2 separate regions of the Mus musculus genome follow, and region 1 is linked to region 2. A link is a loop called in an ENCODE intact Hi-C map of the cell type or tissue named here. Cell type or tissue: heart. All regions are shown on one strand.

The links. A loop is a pair of places that touch in the nucleus more often than their neighbours do. Peaks named below come from ENCODE experiments on the same cell type or tissue, not always from the same donor. Only the 100,000 strongest peaks of a DNase experiment are listed, where the experiment ranks them.
Region 1: it touches region 2 in a loop (5-fold over the local background); 6 of 42 quality-filtered maps call a loop at or near these places.

Annotation. Positions count from the first base shown.
Region 1 is chr2:174,593,055-174,601,054 of GRCm38, forward strand. It overlaps a transcript of Zfp831 not described here. Among named protein-coding and RNA genes, the nearest start is that of Gm46781, 10 kb to the right of the region's middle. In heart, no CTCF peak of the experiment used is centred here; a DNase peak (open chromatin) is centred at 7,077; H3K27ac peaks cover 534 bases.
Region 2 is chr2:174,668,910-174,676,909 of GRCm38, forward strand. All of the region lies in intron 3 of Zfp831 (zinc finger protein 831), which reads left to right. Among named protein-coding and RNA genes, the nearest start is that of Zfp831, 29 kb to the left of the region's middle. In heart, CTCF peaks have their summits at 3,785 (motif pointing right), 5,255 (motif pointing left) and 6,958; DNase peaks (open chromatin) are centred at 132, 4,082, 4,902, 5,272 and 1 weaker place; H3K4me3 peaks cover 2,125 bases; H3K27ac peaks cover 1,070 bases; H3K27me3 peaks cover 3,108 bases.

The DNA of each region.
Region 1 (8,000 bases), 76 kb before region 2:
AAGTTGGTACCAGGAACTAGGGTATTGCTGTGATAGGCCTGACCATGTTTTTGTTTGGAAGAATGTAGATTTGGGGACTTTGGATTTGGAAAACACTGGAATGGCTTAAGTGAGGCTTAATGGGCTATTCTAGAAGGAACATGGAATTTGTTGCTGTGAGTGATTTGAACTGTGCTGATTGGACCCAAGAGGTTTCAGTGGAAAACAATTTCAGTATGTGGCCTAGAGACTGTTTTTGTGGTGTTTTAGTGATGAATGTAGCTGCTTTTTGCTCTTGTCTGAAGAGTCTGCCTGAGGCTAAGGTGAAGGATTTAGATTAATTGCTTTGAAAAAGGAAATCTAAAAACAGCCTGGTGTAAATTCTGTTGTGTTGTTACTAAAGTTCACACTTATGAAGAGCATTTTAATGAAAAGGAGCAAGTTGAGAAAGGAAAAAAAATACACAATATATGTTCAAGGGGTCAATTAAAGGGGCACCAGGAAGTAGATTAGAGCTGAATCCTATGTTCTAGAAGATATCAAATTAAGGGAGTGGAACTTTGGTGCAAGATCCCATCTAGCTAAGTTTAGGTCCAGGCATGGTGGTACATACCTTTAATCTGAGGAGACAAGCAGATCTCTGAGTTCAAGGCCAGACTGAAACAGAGAAAATTCTAGGTAAAGAAAAGCTTAAGTCTGGAGGAGTGGTACGCACCTTTAATCCCAGTAAGCAGGCATCCAGATCCCCAAATTCAAGGTCAATCTACAGAACAAGATACAAGACAGCCAAGATTAGACAGTGCAGGATTTGGAAAATAGAAAGCTAGTGATAATGTAATAAAACACGGGGAAACTTAGCAGTTTTGGCCACGTGGCTCTGGCTTTAGAGTGAATAATAGAAGGGACTATTGGGTTAGTTGATGCTGCTTAGCTGGAGTTAATTAGTGGTGATTAAGAAGAGACCAGCATCATTGAGGTGAAATCTTCTGAGAAGTGTTTTCTGAGAGCACAAAGATGCTGTGCTCCACAGACAGCCAAGGTTCTACCTTGTGATGTAGCTGTACTTAGTAATGTGTAAGAGTCACCCAAGTAGTACTAGTTTTGAAGGCAAAAAGGGGACATGGAGAGCAGCTGAGGTTTGGCACTTTGAAAGGTCAGAGAAAGCCATTGGTGAAAATGCAGCCTCATTTGCAGTTGATGGCCCAGGACTGAAGGAGTCATGCAAAGAAGTTGAGACTTGGCACCATGAAGAGAACCTATGAGAGGCTATTGGTGAAGCCTAGTTACAGCAGACCCAGTGTATTGGAGATGCCAGTGCCGTGGAATGATCACCAAGAGCAGCAGCTTCGGTGGACTGAACAACCTGAACTTAGAGTGCTACAGCGGGCAGAAGTGGAGAGGAGTTTGCAAGTCCTTTGGAGGAGCCTGGAATATCATGTGTGGATCCCAGACATTGGAACAAGAAGCTGTAACGTTGAAGTTGCCTTGGTGCCTCAACGATATTAAAGATGACAGAGTCTTTGGATACCTGCTGAGAAAAGCTGCTAACAGGGAGTAGAAACAGTCCTGAAGAAAGCAGTTTGTTGTAGTCAACAAAGACAAAAAAGTAGTGGAGATCTGAAGACCACTTTGACATCAGACATGAAGATGCACAGTTTGGAGTGTACCCAGCTGGTTTTCTGTCTTACCTTGGGGTTACAGTTAAGTGATTGGATGAATCTCGGAAGAGACCATGAATTTTGGACTTTTAACATTTTGAGACTGCTATAGACTATGGGTACTTTAGAAGTTGGACTAAGTGTACTTTTTTATTATGCTATGTTTAGGTATGGCCCCTATAGTGTCATGTGTTTGAACAAGCCTATGGAGGCCAGGGAATGGAATGTGATGTCTTGATCATGGTGTCTGTTCACAAGAGCAAAACCCTAAGACAAGGGGCAACAGCTGGCAGTGGGAATCTGGTGAGAGCCACGATGAGTCGGGGCTAAGAGTGTCCAGGGCATGCAGAAAGCATTTCCCTCCTATGGAAAGAATGGCAGACTCCTATGGTGGGAAGCTGATAGTCCTTGGGTCTAGACAGAAGCTGGGAAAGAAAGGAGCCAGCCTAGCCAGCCTTGGTGCTGTCCCAGGTCCTGAGTAATCTCAGCGGTCTCTGAGAGTTGACTATGCCGTGGTCCTCCCTGACAGTCCTCCAGACTGAGAAGGTGACTCCTTCACTTATGATCTACAGAAGGCTGAAGCCGGGCAGTGGTGGCGCACGCCTTTGATCCCAGCACTTGGGAGGCAGAGGCAGGCGGATTTCTGAGTTCGAGGCCAGCCTGGTCTACAAAGTGAGTTCCAGGACAGCCAGGGCTACACAGAGAAACCTTGTCTCGAAAAACAAAAAACAAAAAACAAAACAAAAAAGAAAGAGAGAAAGAAAGAAAGGAGGAAGGAAGGAAAGAAGGCTGAGGGCTAAGGTGATCTTAGAGTGCACAGAACCTTGCCCTAAAGAACAGAACATCACAGGACAGAGAAACACCCCTGACCAGTGATCTTGGTTAAGACCTGGCCCTTTCCTGTGCTCTTCAACACAGAGAAAAAGGCTCAGGGTCAGAGTCTCAAAGAGGGACTCTGAATGCTGGATTTTAATAAGACTCCTCTACTGCAATTGCAGGTTTTAAATTCTTTATTTCTGTGTCTGTTCATATTTGTGTATGTAAGTGCATGTGTGGCAGTGTGTGGGAGGGAGATCAGAGGTCAACTTCTGATGTTGGCACCGTCCACTTCTTTGGGGTCAGGGTCTCTCACTGGCCTGTGACTCATGGATTAGACTGGACTGGCTGCTGAGTAAGCCGGGAATTCATCTGATCTTTCTGTGTCCACTTTTTCAAGTCTGGGGTGGCCAGCACACTATCACAGTTGAGGCTCTAACACAGGTGTTCATGCTTGCTGGAGAGGCCTTTAACCTCTGAACTCTCATAGTTCCCTAGTCAGTTACTAGCCCGTTTCCTTCCTCAGGTAGCGTGCTGGAATTTGCAATTTTCAGCCAACTAATGGCCGACTTGGATCTCTTCTGGATTCTTTATTTTATTTTATTTTTATTTTTTTGACTTTGTTCATCCCGACGAATTGTAACTGTTTTGGAATTTTATTCCTAGGGTCTAGCAAAGCACAATTCAGGAGACTAACTGCTCACCCAACACTTGTCCCGTGTTCCATACAGGAACACACACGTACTAGAGAAAGCTACATGGCAGTGGGGCTCACGGGCTGGCTCAGGATCTCCAACAACACCTGAAGGCTGTGTAGCTCTGTTCTGAGGCCACGCTGGGAACTTGGCCACCCACACTTCCTCCAAAATTCCCTTTCCAGGTTCCCTCACACGTTTGTTCTTTCATCCTTGTGCCCCAGGTGGATTTGTCTGTGCCTTGTTGACCTAGGCCTACCTAACTCTACAGGGTACGTAACTCTTGCTTTTTTCCGCTACGTTTTCAGGCCTGATTCCTGAGTTGGAGGTCCTACGGGCGTGGGAGGCCAGAGCACAGAAAGTGTGCAGTAACCAGGATGTCAGTCTGCGCTGAGGCCTCACAGTCTCCTCTGATTGGCTGTTAATAATTGCCACGTGCCACGTGCCAAGCGCTGCTGTGAGTCCTGCTAGCTCTTGCCTTAAAAGAAAATACCCAATCAGGCCTAGCGTGCTAGTGTTGTCGACATGACCGTTCGCCTCCTTCAGAGTGAAGGTCAACAAATAGTTTTCAGCTTTGTTTAAAGTCTTTTTTAATGGAGTCTAGAAAATGCTCTAATTATGAGCGATTATCTGCTGAAGTGCTCGCAAGGTTTTTTTAAGCCTTTTTAAGCTTTTCTATACCGATTCACTCTGCTCACAGGGTTCAACCTGTCGGAGGTACTTAAGCAAGATGAGGCAAGGTTTTCTTTCCTTTCCCTCCCTCCCTCCCTCCCTCCCTCCCTCCCTCCCTCCCTCCCTCCCTCCCTTCCTTCCTTCATTTGTAATCCTGTAATTTAGACTGTTTACCAGGAAGGCTGGCTCTCTTTCCTTTGGGTCTGAAACAGGGAGATTTTATTCTCCAGCCTTTTCCATCCTGTCCCCCGGGGTGAGTAAAAGCTGTCAGAATGAACTCAGACATCATGGTTGCCTTCCAGTGTGCCAAGAATTGCCATGTCTTTCTCATCTGCACCCCACAAGGGAACCCACTCAGCCATGGTGGTATTAGGGATCGGATCCTCTTTGTGGGACTATCACCTGCCCTGAAGGACACTCATTAGCAGCCCTTGTCTGTAGTCTTGGCCCCTAGCTGTAACAATCAAAACATGGGGAGCAATCTGATAAACAGTGCTCCCAGATGGTCTGTGCCTCCGCTCCTGCCTCCAGCTTCCTTCCTTGAGTTCATGCCCTCTCTCCCCTTCACGGCAGACTATGATCTGTAAAACCTTCCCTTCTCGAGCTGCTTCTGTTGGTGTTTATCACGGCAATAGGAAGTAACTAATAGGATGCTCTATTTGTACTAATGGCTTCGGACATCCTCTGGCTCACAGGCTGTCTGTCCTGTTCTTTCCTCTCTTCTCTTGCTGCTCCAACGTCTCCGCCTTCTTTCTTCTCTCATCGTCACTGCAGCATGCATGCCTCTGTCATCTAGAGTCACCTCACTAGGATTTGTGCTTTGGGGTTCTGAGCTTCTGCCTTCTTGGAGGGCAGGTTATGATAGTACGTCCCCCAGCTTTGTCACAGGGAGACCCTGGGAGGTGGCAGTATACCTGAGAGCACCTTTCTGCCTCCCGTGGCCTCTGAGTTGTAGAAACAAACCCACCTAGAAGGGAGATGGGATGTGTTAGAAGCTTTGTTAGAAATTAGTCATTCATGTTTTGCTCTTGTGTGTGACAGAGATGTCGTCTCAAGTTAATCAAACTGGTGAACCCTGAGCGCCTCATTTGCCCTTGACCTCTCATCTAAGGTCTTACACGTTCTGGAAATGTCCAGACAGAGTAAAACAAGCTTCTTTATTGCAGGACTTTTCAGAGCCTTCACCTGCTGAGAGCTAGGATTACTCCTGGGCACAATGTCACATGACCTTTCTCAAAGTTGTTTGAACACGGAATCCATTTCATTTCCAACACTACCTCTTCCCACTGTTCACAGGACGTCCTTTGGAAAGAGTGTCACCTTGCAAAGACAGCATTTCTCATCCAGCTTCTCGCTGGCTTGTTCTAAGGTAGTTTTGAAACCAAGAAGAACCACACACCTTCCAATATGGAAATCCAAGACCCCTTTCAGTTGGATGGCTTCCAGTGTCTGGGTTTTGAGAGAGACCTTAGGGGAGAGAGTGTTGCTTAACCAGTGGACCCGAAGGCTTGATGAACATCTTGCACATTGCCTCCTGTCTATACACAGTGGGGCTGGAATGGTTGGAAGAGATGGGGTCTGGTAGGTCTGAGGGGCCAGCAACCACCCTGACCTTCCTCCAGGGAAACCCTAAAGCAGAGGAGAAGGAGAAAGATTGTGGAAAGAAGGAAAGCAGAAGTTTCCATTTGTGCCCAATGGGTTTGTTTTTTTTTTTTTTTTTTTTTTTATCTGTTTGCAAATGTTCAGTGTAACGGTTTGAAACCCAGCCGTGAGCTGCCGCCGCCCACACAAGGCTGCCGTGGTGCTGAGCTCCGGCAGGCAAGCCATCTCCCCTGTGTCGGCCATTACCCCGAACCCACACCAGGGCAGGCTGCTTACTAACCCCCACTCCCACCCCGTGTCCCTCTGCTACCCCCCACCGCCTCGGCACCCCCGACTCCCACCACCCTCCACACACACACACCATCCTTTTTTTAAATCTCCAGCACTCGGGTTTTCTCTAGAGGAGGCACAAAGAGAGAGCAGAGATGGGACGAGCAGGCAGAATGCTCCTGCCTCATCGGATCCACCAGCTTTCAGGAGAGCGCGGCAGCCCCCCCCCCCTGCCTGTGGACTGACCACTGAAAGGTGAGAGAGGACTTTGTGATTTCTTTATGCACCTGGAGGTCTGGGGTGCAAGGCCAGGTGAAGGAAGGGCTCTGATGTTTATGCCTGGTCTCTTGTCTCCCAAGCATGATGGATGCCTCTTTCCAACACACGCAGTTGTTTCTGACACAACCCCCCACTCAGGGGCACACAAGAGCTCTGGAATCCAGGGGTTTCTGGGCCCCACCCCCATCCCCCCATCTTCCAGCACAGTCTCCAAGCCCTGAGGTGTGGAGCAATGTGTGAGCCTGCCTTCGCCTTGACCTGTTGATTTCCGACAAAGGCTGCCGGCCCTTCCTCCCTGGAGTGAGCAGTGACCCACACTTTGGGGGCCATATGGAATGGTCTTCCATCCAAGGGGCTTTGGGAAACCTCTTTCCCTAGTGGCCCCAAGCCGGGTAATCAGGAGCAATCAGATCCAGCTGTCCAGCTAATCTGTATGAAATAGGCTTCCTTCCTTGTAGAAATCAACAAAGTTTAAAATAGATGGGACTGTAATCGGAAACGAAGCTATAGAGTTGTATGTGATGTAACGGGCAGGGGTATCCGCATGGAAAATATGAAGTACAAATGACAGGATTTAGGACCATGGGAGCCAGGAAAAGCAATGACTTCCTTGCTTATTAAGCATGTTTATGGGTCGGAGGGTAGCTGAGTGGGACCATCACTTCCGGAAGTGAGACCTCCCAACGCAAAGAAGAGGAGAGTAACAAAGATGGGGAGAAAGAGGAGAGAGAGGGGGCTACTATGGAAAGGGAGAGGGGGGAGAAAGGGAGATAGGAAGTGAGGGAGAAAAAGAGAGAAACTGAGGAAGAGAGAGAGAGAGAGAGAGAGCATAATATACCGCACATGAAAAGAAGGAGCTGCGAGAAGCTCTGGATCCTGTGCAGTCAGAGATGAGTCAGTTGGCAAAAGCTCTATTTTTAGGTTTCCAACTCTGCTCTTGCAGTTTGCCTGGCATTAATTAATGTCACAGGCATGTTCCATACGAGGTTCTGAGGGGCCTTGGCGTGCGTGCTATTCAGACTGGAGGTGTTGGTCTTAAGCACAGATTCTCCGCAAGGCCTTTCAGGCTGGCCTCCGACAAAAGTCTGTCCAGACTCTTCTGCCCTCTGCCCTTGGCCTCTCCGGGTGTATCCGTTAGTGTCTTGGCTCTAGCCCTTCACAGCCTGGCCATTGGCCAAGGGAGAACTACAATGGTTATGCCTTGTTTTTCTTAAAGGAAAGGTTGTACAAGCTGAAATTAGTGTGTGGTTGGGGCCGGGGGCCGGGGGGATGTTGGGTCATGGCTTGGAATAAGAAAGAGAGGCCCTGGGGAACATTTCTAATACTTCAGGAAGAGGGGTACTGGCTCTGACAAGGTCATTTTTATCTCCCTCCCCCCTCAAAGCCTGATTCAGTTTCAAGAGTTAAGTCTGCTCTTCTGAAGAACTACATCAGAGCAGGAGGCCCCTGGCATGGGGCCATGTTTTCCAAGGAGAAGACAGAGGCAGTGGGCAGGTTGAGAATAGGCAGAAGTAAGAATGGATGGGCAGGAGCCATTCATGGTCTGAGGTAACTGCCTCAGTGTATTAACATCATCACAAGACCAATGAGAACACGGTAACCCATCTACCGTAGTCCTGTCTGAAGAGACAAACCACCCTTGTGTTCTCTTCAGTGATCTAGAATATTCTCCCACAGCTGGGACTGAGCCTGAACCGTCCATGGCCGTGACTTACATCAATGGAGGCCAGCACACAGGTTTCATCGGTGAATAAATGCCTTCTGGTTGGCCAATGCAAGGCTAGGTCTCAGATGAACTCATCAGAATAGCGTAAAAATAGCCCCACTGTGCTCAGAGGCATATGAGAGTTCCCTCTGTAGAGTGAAGAAATTGGGAGCACGGAGAAATTCCGATGATCATGGCCAGTTTTACATTCCCAGGCCCTGGGGGAGAATCTCCTTTTCTTAGACTACGAAGCCTCTCTGGATAATGGGCAAATCTGGTTGTGCGCCAGCAGGACACTGACTCAGGTGTGATGTGGTCACCTCC
Region 2 (8,000 bases):
ATGATGTCTCAGCCTTGCTCAGGGACAGTCTTGTCACTGCTAAGGACACAGAGCCACGTAGGACTTCCTCTGTGCCTGGCCAATTCATTAAACCCGGTTAGCAATTTGCAAAAGAGATTAATTGATTTGCAGGCTGCTGAGCCCTGAGTGTTAGTCAGCTCCCTCCTGGCAGCAAGCTCAGAGAAGCTCTGCCCACCCCTGGGAACCTAAGAGAGCCAACAGCAACATGGGAGCCTCTGAGTGAAGATTGGGATGGGGCTACCTTCATTTCTCATCATAAACAGGAGCTTAGGCATGGCAGTCTCAGTCCTTTCTGGATCAGGGTGGCATGTAGGGCCACAACAGGGACTTCTGGGATAAAATGAGAAGAGTGGCCATAGAAAGTAGATTTCTTAAAAGTGCATGTGTGTGTGTGTGTGTGTGTGTGTGTGTGTGTGTGTGTGTGTACCAGCATGTGCAGGTGCACACACATTCCACTTTGTTTGTTTGTCTTGTTTTGTTTTTCAGAGAGAGGGCCTCACTGCATAGCTCTGGCTGTCCTGTAACTCACCATGTAGACCAGGCTAGCCTTGAATTCACAGAGATGCATCTACTTGGCTCTGCCCTCTCAGTGCTGGATAAACTTGTATAACACCATGGCCAACTGAACCCCTTTCTCTCTCTCTCTCTCTCTCTCTCTCTCTCTCTCTCTCTCTCTCTCTCTCTCTCTCTCCCTGTCTTCTCCCTTCCTTCCTTCCTTTTTAAATTTTAGTGTGTGTGTGTGTGTGTGTGTGTGTAGGAGTAGAAGGAGGAGGAGGGAGAGGAGGAGGAGGAGGAGGAGGAGAAGGAGGAGGAGGAAGAGGAGGTCAGAGGGCTCTCAGATCCCCCGGAGCTGGAGTTACAGGTGTTGAAAGCTGCCTGATTTGGGAACTGAACTCCAGTCCTCTATAAGAGCAGTATGTGTCCCTAACCACTGAGCAGTCTCTCCAGCCTTCTCCACTGTATTTTTTTTTTTTTTTTTTTGGACACAGGGTCACTAGGCTGACTAACTAGAAAGTTCCCTTACATTCTCTGTCTTTAACATTGGAGGGGGGTTGTTTGTTTTTTGTTTTTGTTTTTATTGGCTTCATGCTTGAGGGTGAACCCCTTATGAACTGGGTCATCTCTGAAGTCCCTTAAAGCTTTTATTGTCCCCAACTGACACCACACTGTCTTATTATGAACACTGTATATTGTATACCTATATTAGGAAGATTCTGTTGTGAGAAAAGTCTATATTTGTGTGTGTGTGTGTGCACGCGCACGCACACACACACGTGCACCCAGACGTGTGCATGCACACATGCTTCCACATGCACATACATACACCCATGCATACTTGCTTGAGAAAAAATAAGAAGGGGTGGCAAGAAAAGGAAGGAGGGAAAGAGGTATCATCTCATATAGGAAAAAAAATGGCTTCTACTGATGGCTACTGGACTCAGTTACATTGTCTCTAGGCAACAAGGAACCTCTCCATCCTTCCATGCTTCTGTGACCCAATAGTTGCCCCAGCCCAATTCCCTAAACTAAATCTCTCAGGCCTAGTCTAGATCACTGCCTGTCTTTAATCCAGCTACAGAGATATTGTATGGCTGGCCAGGCCTCGTGGAGCTCTTGAGAGTAAAGGGGAGATGGCTGCCTAAACAGGAGGGGGTCAGGCAAGTGACAAAGGATGCTTCTACCTGTCCGTACAAACTCGGAGATGGTGTCTCACCCCTAGGTTAAAGCAATAAATCATGATCTTATGAGCAGGTGCGTGTCTTGATGCCCCATGAGAAGGGAGAAGGAACGGGAGCAGGGAATGGGGAGGCAGAAGACGTCGTGGGCTCTCCTCAAGGTGCTCGGGGACTAGAGGACCATGACACTTTTGCAAAGGAGATGAGTCCTGAGGTTTTCGTGCAATTACCGGGCCCTGCTGTGTGCCAGGCAGTGTGTGGGAGCAGAGGACAGGCAAATGAGAAGACGCTATGGCCCTGTCCTTTGGGAGAGTTGGGTCTGGCAAGGGGAGCCCACAGAGACGGGTAAACAGGTCATTACGCATGCAGAACGATGAGCTCTCTGATATGACTCAGTTTCTGAATGAGGGGTCCTGACAAGACCGGCTGGGGGGGGGGGACAAGGAGAGCTGAGGCACACAAACAGGAACAGGAGGTCTGCAGCACACCCGCACCTGTCCCCATGGCCTCTCCATTCAGCCCCCCACTGCAGAGGGAGGGTGGGAGGGAGGGCGGTGGGGGATAGCTGCTGGGTATCTCCAGCCGCCTTGCTTCCCTCCTTGAATCATAAAAGATTAAAAAAAAAAAAAAAACTATACATGCTACAACAGTCAGTGAAGATGCATAGCACTTAACTATTTACTTGTTTATCTAAATCCTAAGTGTTTCCTTAGCAACCACTAAAAGAGTCTTGTTTACTGGAGTAACTTGCATGCTGGCTCTCTTCTCTGTCTCTGTGTCTCCTCCCGTTTGTCTCCAAGTAAGGGTCTCATGTAACCCAGACAGGCCTTGAACTTCCTACATATGCCAGGACGACTTTGAACCTCTGATCTTCCTGTTTCCACATGCAGAATGAACCATCATGCTGTGTTTGTGCTGTGCTTGGGATTGAACCCAGGGCTTTGTGCGTGCCAGGCAGGTGCTCTACCTACCGAGTCCCATACCATAACCAGTTCAGAAGTTTGAACTCCCCCACCCCGACCCCCAGAAATCGAAAAGGCAAAAGTGCCACCGGTGCTAATGACCAGGTCAGTGGAGATGGGGCTACTTGAAAAGAACAAGCAGGTATTCATGGAGACGGGAGGGGGCCAGATCTTGAGGATGCGTCTCTTTCTGAAAGAAAGCCTTTCCGCAAACCACCCTTCCCAGGGGAACTACAAATGAAGCCTGAATTTTGTTCTAGAAATTTCTCTTGTGAAATGCTAGGCCGGGCAACCAAATGAGAGTAGAAAATAGGGTAGGGTGAGCTGTGAGCCCTCAACATCGCTCTCACCCCATTGGCCCCTCCCTCTCATCCACCCCACCACCACACCCCTCAATTCCCAATTGACCCTTTTGGTTAGAACCTTTAGGATTAATTCTAACTAAGGTGTTAGCAGAAATCTGAGACACAAAATGTCCGAAACAGCGAGTCTTCTGGAGGAGACAGGTGATCCGCCACCAACCTTAGGTGACAGAATCCCAAGGAGAAGGGGCTTTGCTGTTCAGTCCTTTAAGCCCCCTAATGATGTCATGGGAAAGGTTTGATTCTGATGCTAATGGCCCTTTGCCACCTGCCTAACCTTTTCCTAATCCCTTTGCATCAAGAGGGGTTAGGTGTCCACATCTGGCTGGGAGCTGAGAGCAAGGTTGTTTTGATGGAAGTTGTTTTTGCCATAGCATCTGCTCTCACGCTCTGCTTTGCCTTGGACTCAGCGCACCTGAGACGCTGAAGCCGCTGTCCTCGGTCTCCCAGCTTCCTGTGAAGCGGGGGTGTTATAGAAACCAGTAATTTCATTTGTGGACTTAGAATTCATTTGTTTTTAAGTCGAGGGACATCTGTCTCTTTTTGCCCCAGGCCTTCATCTGTAAAATGGAGTATGGCTAGTGTCTAATCTGGCTTCTGTCTAGAAAGTCCTGACTCATTCCAAGGGGAGGGGGGCGTTGCTGAGAGGCCCACATCACAGGATCCTCTAGGTCCAACAGGGAGCGAGGTCTTGGCAGAGAGCTGTTACAAAATGACAGTACTCTGTAGCGTGTGACCAGGGTAGCAAACAGTAGGGGGCGCTACCGTTTTCACCCCACATCTAGAGAAGATGTCTTTAGGCCACAGGAGTGAGCCAGAAGTTGTGGAGTCTCATTCCGCTGCCAGGGACTGGGTCCCTAGTGCGACACAGAGAAGGCTAGGGTATTTATGCTTCATGTACATCTCTGATGGATGTTCCAGAGGGAGCTCAAAAAGTCACTGGTGCTCTGCTTAAGGTCCCCAACCTCCAGACAAGGTTCCCCTCTCCTGTTGGCCTTCACCTCAACCTTGGATGCTGGCAGGGAGCTCAGAGAATCAGCTCCAACAACAAGCAGCTTCCTGCTTCCGCATTTGAGGGTTTCCGCCAAATGTTTTTCCTCACCTGAGTTTCGATATGGCCTTTGGGGTCAGAGGTGGCTGCCAAGGTTACCCACCTCCCCATCCTCACTGGCAGGGAGTCGTGCCCAAGTTCATAGTGGATGAAAAGATAGGTTCCTAGATAGCCCCCTCTCTGCTAAAACTCTTAAAATGTTGTTTGTTTGTTTGTTTTTAACTTTCAGTTTTGTTTTGTTTTTTGTTTTTTTTGTCCCAGCCCAAAGGCATTAGCTTTTGATGGCTACGAGGCACCTGACATGCTGGAGACGGACAAAGCCACCTCTGAGCACGAACATTTGAAATTATTAAGTGTTCATTAAAGCACCCCCGGGCGCACAGTGCTCTTAGGGATGTTAGCGTCTCAATTTTCTATAATTTCCTTATTTTTCTCTTCTAGCTAAAGGCAGATGAAAAACGAACTCGGTGCATTTGAGTCTCTGAATCATAGTTAATGTGCGACGCCCCCTCCCTTAACTGCGCTGTTTCCCTCTGCCTCCTCCAGTCTCCTTCCCTATCAATTGGATAAACTTCTTAATCCGTTTAACCCCTACTCTGACTGCCACTCGGGAAATGCATGCAAAGACCCCCGACCAGCTCTCTCTACACCCTGACTCGCTTTGGGCAGGGGTCTGCGGGCTGGGAGCTGTAGAAAAATCGAGAAGACTGCAGCACTGCATCCCCGGCGCCGGCAGGAACTCGGGGGCAGCTGTCTGGCAGGTGGCTGCAGGCTGGGGTGCAGAGCAGACCCTACGCAGCCACCCACGACCCCCAGCCCCATCGCTAGGCTTCCGGGGGGACTAGGGAGCTGCGGCTGTGCATGGACTGTTCTGGAAAAACACCAAGCTCCAATCCCCCTCCCATCCGCCCTCCTGTGACTCTGGTCTTACATGAGCAGAGAGGGAACAACAGCTAAAAGCTGTTTTTCTCTTTCCCTTTCTTTTTATTTTTTTGACAACAACCTCACATAACCTCAAAAAGTTACCCATGAATTTACCAAAAACTTTTTATGAAACTACTTTAACCTCTGGTGGGGGTTAAAAACAAGCTCTGTGGATTTATTATCCGGGGGAAAAAAAAAAAAGCGAAGCATGACTCTGTATTTGCTGGAAAATCGTCTACCAAGCTTCAACGGCGCCCCCTACAGCTGCCTGCGAGGAATAGCCAGCGCCGACTGCAGCAGGAGCTGCAGGCTGCCCAGGACCTGGCAGGACCTGATCCCCGGCGGGTGATTGGACCCCCTCCACTGCACCCCGGGTCTGCTCCGAACCCGGACACCTTGCTGGGTCTTAGTTTATATTTTTTGAAGTTCAAATGGCTAAACCAGGAGCAGGCTAATCGCCAGCAGGGTTTGTACTGCCAGCCTCGGCTGGACCCCTGCAGAGCAGGCGAAGCTTACAGTCTGAGCACGCAGGCGACCCTTGCTTGTTTGTTCCTTTTTGCTGCTTTCACGTAAATGCCACCCAGATGTACTGAAGGAAGAATGATGACCCCCAGAGGAATAAGGACAGGAGTATAGGCAGGGGCCTCGTAGGAGGCTGAGACCCAGAGAAGCTGAGCATTGCAGAGAGCAGGGTGAGAGATGGGAAAAGAGAAGACCGGGGGATGGGGTGAGGGTCCCTGTGAGAAGGAACGTGGATATGGTCAGCAACCACCCTCCCAACTTCAAAACACCCCAGCTCTCCCTCAGAACCGTGTTTTTAGGAAGCACATGGAAGGAAAGAAAGAAAGAAAAAGAAAAAGAAAAAAAAAGCCGTTCAGAAAAACAAATGTAAATCAGAGACAGAGGAGCGGGCGCTGCAGCCTGCCCAGAAGAGGCAGTAGCATGCGGCACTCAGATTCTCTGGTCCCTCACACCTGAGTCCTGCTGCTAAGGACTGAGCTTTGCTTCAGAACTGAGAGAGAAAGAAAGAGGGAGGGAGGGAGGGAGGGAGGGAGGAAGGAAGGAAGGAAGGAAGGAAGGAAGGAAGGAAGGAAGGAAGGAAGGAAGGAAGGACAAAACCCAACAAAACAAAACAAAACAAAACAAAACAAAACAAAACAAAACAAATGCAAAAACCAAACTATCATCCGGGTAATCTTAGCTCCTATACAGGGAGAAAGCCAGCTCTGGTCTCTATGAGAAAAATCTAGAATTTGACAGTAAATAGATCTTCCAGTGTTTACATGATGGTAATTCAAACTCTCTCTCTCTCTCTCTCTCTCTCTCTCTCTCTCTCTGTCTCTGTCTCTGTCTCTCTCTCTCTGTCTCTCTCTCTCTCTGTCTCTCTCTCTGTCTCTCTCTCTCTCTCACACACACACACACACACACTACTGTCAGAGATCTTTATTAAGGGGGGGGGGGCTCACTGCCGTTTCTCTTTGTCATCTAACACCCACACATTCAGCATCTGGCTTAGGAGAGCCAAATGCCAAACGCAGTTTGTCTGTATCCTCTTTTGGGACTCACCGGTTGGATTTGAGGGGAAAATTCCTTTTCTTTCTCCCTTCTGGTCCTGGAGACTATAGGAAGACAGCTGCTTCTCCACACCCCCAACTCCCTAGAAGTCCCGTGGGGAATGTGGTGGCACTTGGGGGAGGTGGGCTTTCTATTCTTATCCCAGAAAGGTCTGTACCCGTCCCCTCCTGATAGGTATGTGTCCTTTCTTCCCAGCTTCTCACTGAACCGGGTCCATTTCGAGTTTGTCACTTGCATCCAAAGTTACATTTGTGATTTGGGGGCATCTTTCCCAAGATGGAATTTCTGGGTATCCCGTATCTCCCAAACCCCCTTGCCCTGACCCAGCCTAGGCTTCTTCCTGCCCTTCTGACGGTAGAGCCTGGTGTTCTGATGCCTCTAGTGGTGGACTCCAGTATAGCACCCTGTTGCTTTAGCAGAACACACGGGCATTCCTACTTTGTCCACTAGCTATTTCCTGGGGAGCTGTTGTGGCTTCTAATCGTACCTTTCCTGTTTTCTCTCTCCACGAAAGATCTGGCTACATAGCCCAGGCTGCCTCAAACGTACGGAACTCCTCCTGCATCATAGTTGCCACCCACCAGGCTTTACCCATTGTTTCTGAAAGGGCAATCTAAAATCCCGTTGTGTCTTCCTTGTATCCTAAAACGTTGAACGTTGCAGTGGAGACCATAGAGAACCAAAGACATGTCTGCATCTACCTCTGCTAAAGTGGGTTAAATAGACTATGCTTTTGACTCTCACAAGCTCACACGTTCATGGCTCAAGTGAGAAAGGTGGTATATGTTTTCATCTGGAAGCGATTGTTCTCCTTTTACAGTTGCTTCTGGGTTCTGCTGGGTTTCCATGCGTGGTTTCTACCCTCTGCTTTCACTCTGTCATGCTAGCACACGACGCTGCTGTTCCTAAGTGGCAGAGGAGGCTCTTCATTTTCTGCTATTAATTTTTATCTGTTGTGTTCTGTTGTACTTAATTTTAATTAATTGAAGTGACTCATTATAAATACAATGCATAATTTAAAAAAAAAACTAAAAGAGAGAGGGAGAGAGAGAGAGAGAGAGAGAGAGAGAGAGAGAGAGAGAGAGAGAAATCCTCTTAGTCCATTCTAAGTAACTGCATTTTGAAGCTCAGAATGAGCCCTGTCTGACATGTTCTGGAAACTTCTCTGAAGGGCAAGTTTGGCTTTCTCTTTTGTTTGGTTTTGTGTTGACTTTTCCTGTCAATCGATGCCTTTTCCGCAGCTGGGTTAGCAAGACTGGAGTTGGTTTCAACAGCTTGAGCTCCCAGAAGCTCTCGCACACACGCACATCCTTCTTCCTTGCTCCTCATCCCACCTCTCCATTTGAGGATCTGCCTTGCAGTCGTCTGAGGAGTTCGATAAGGAGGGAATTGATGGCCGCGAGCACAGCAGAATGGGAAGCCAGAGGAA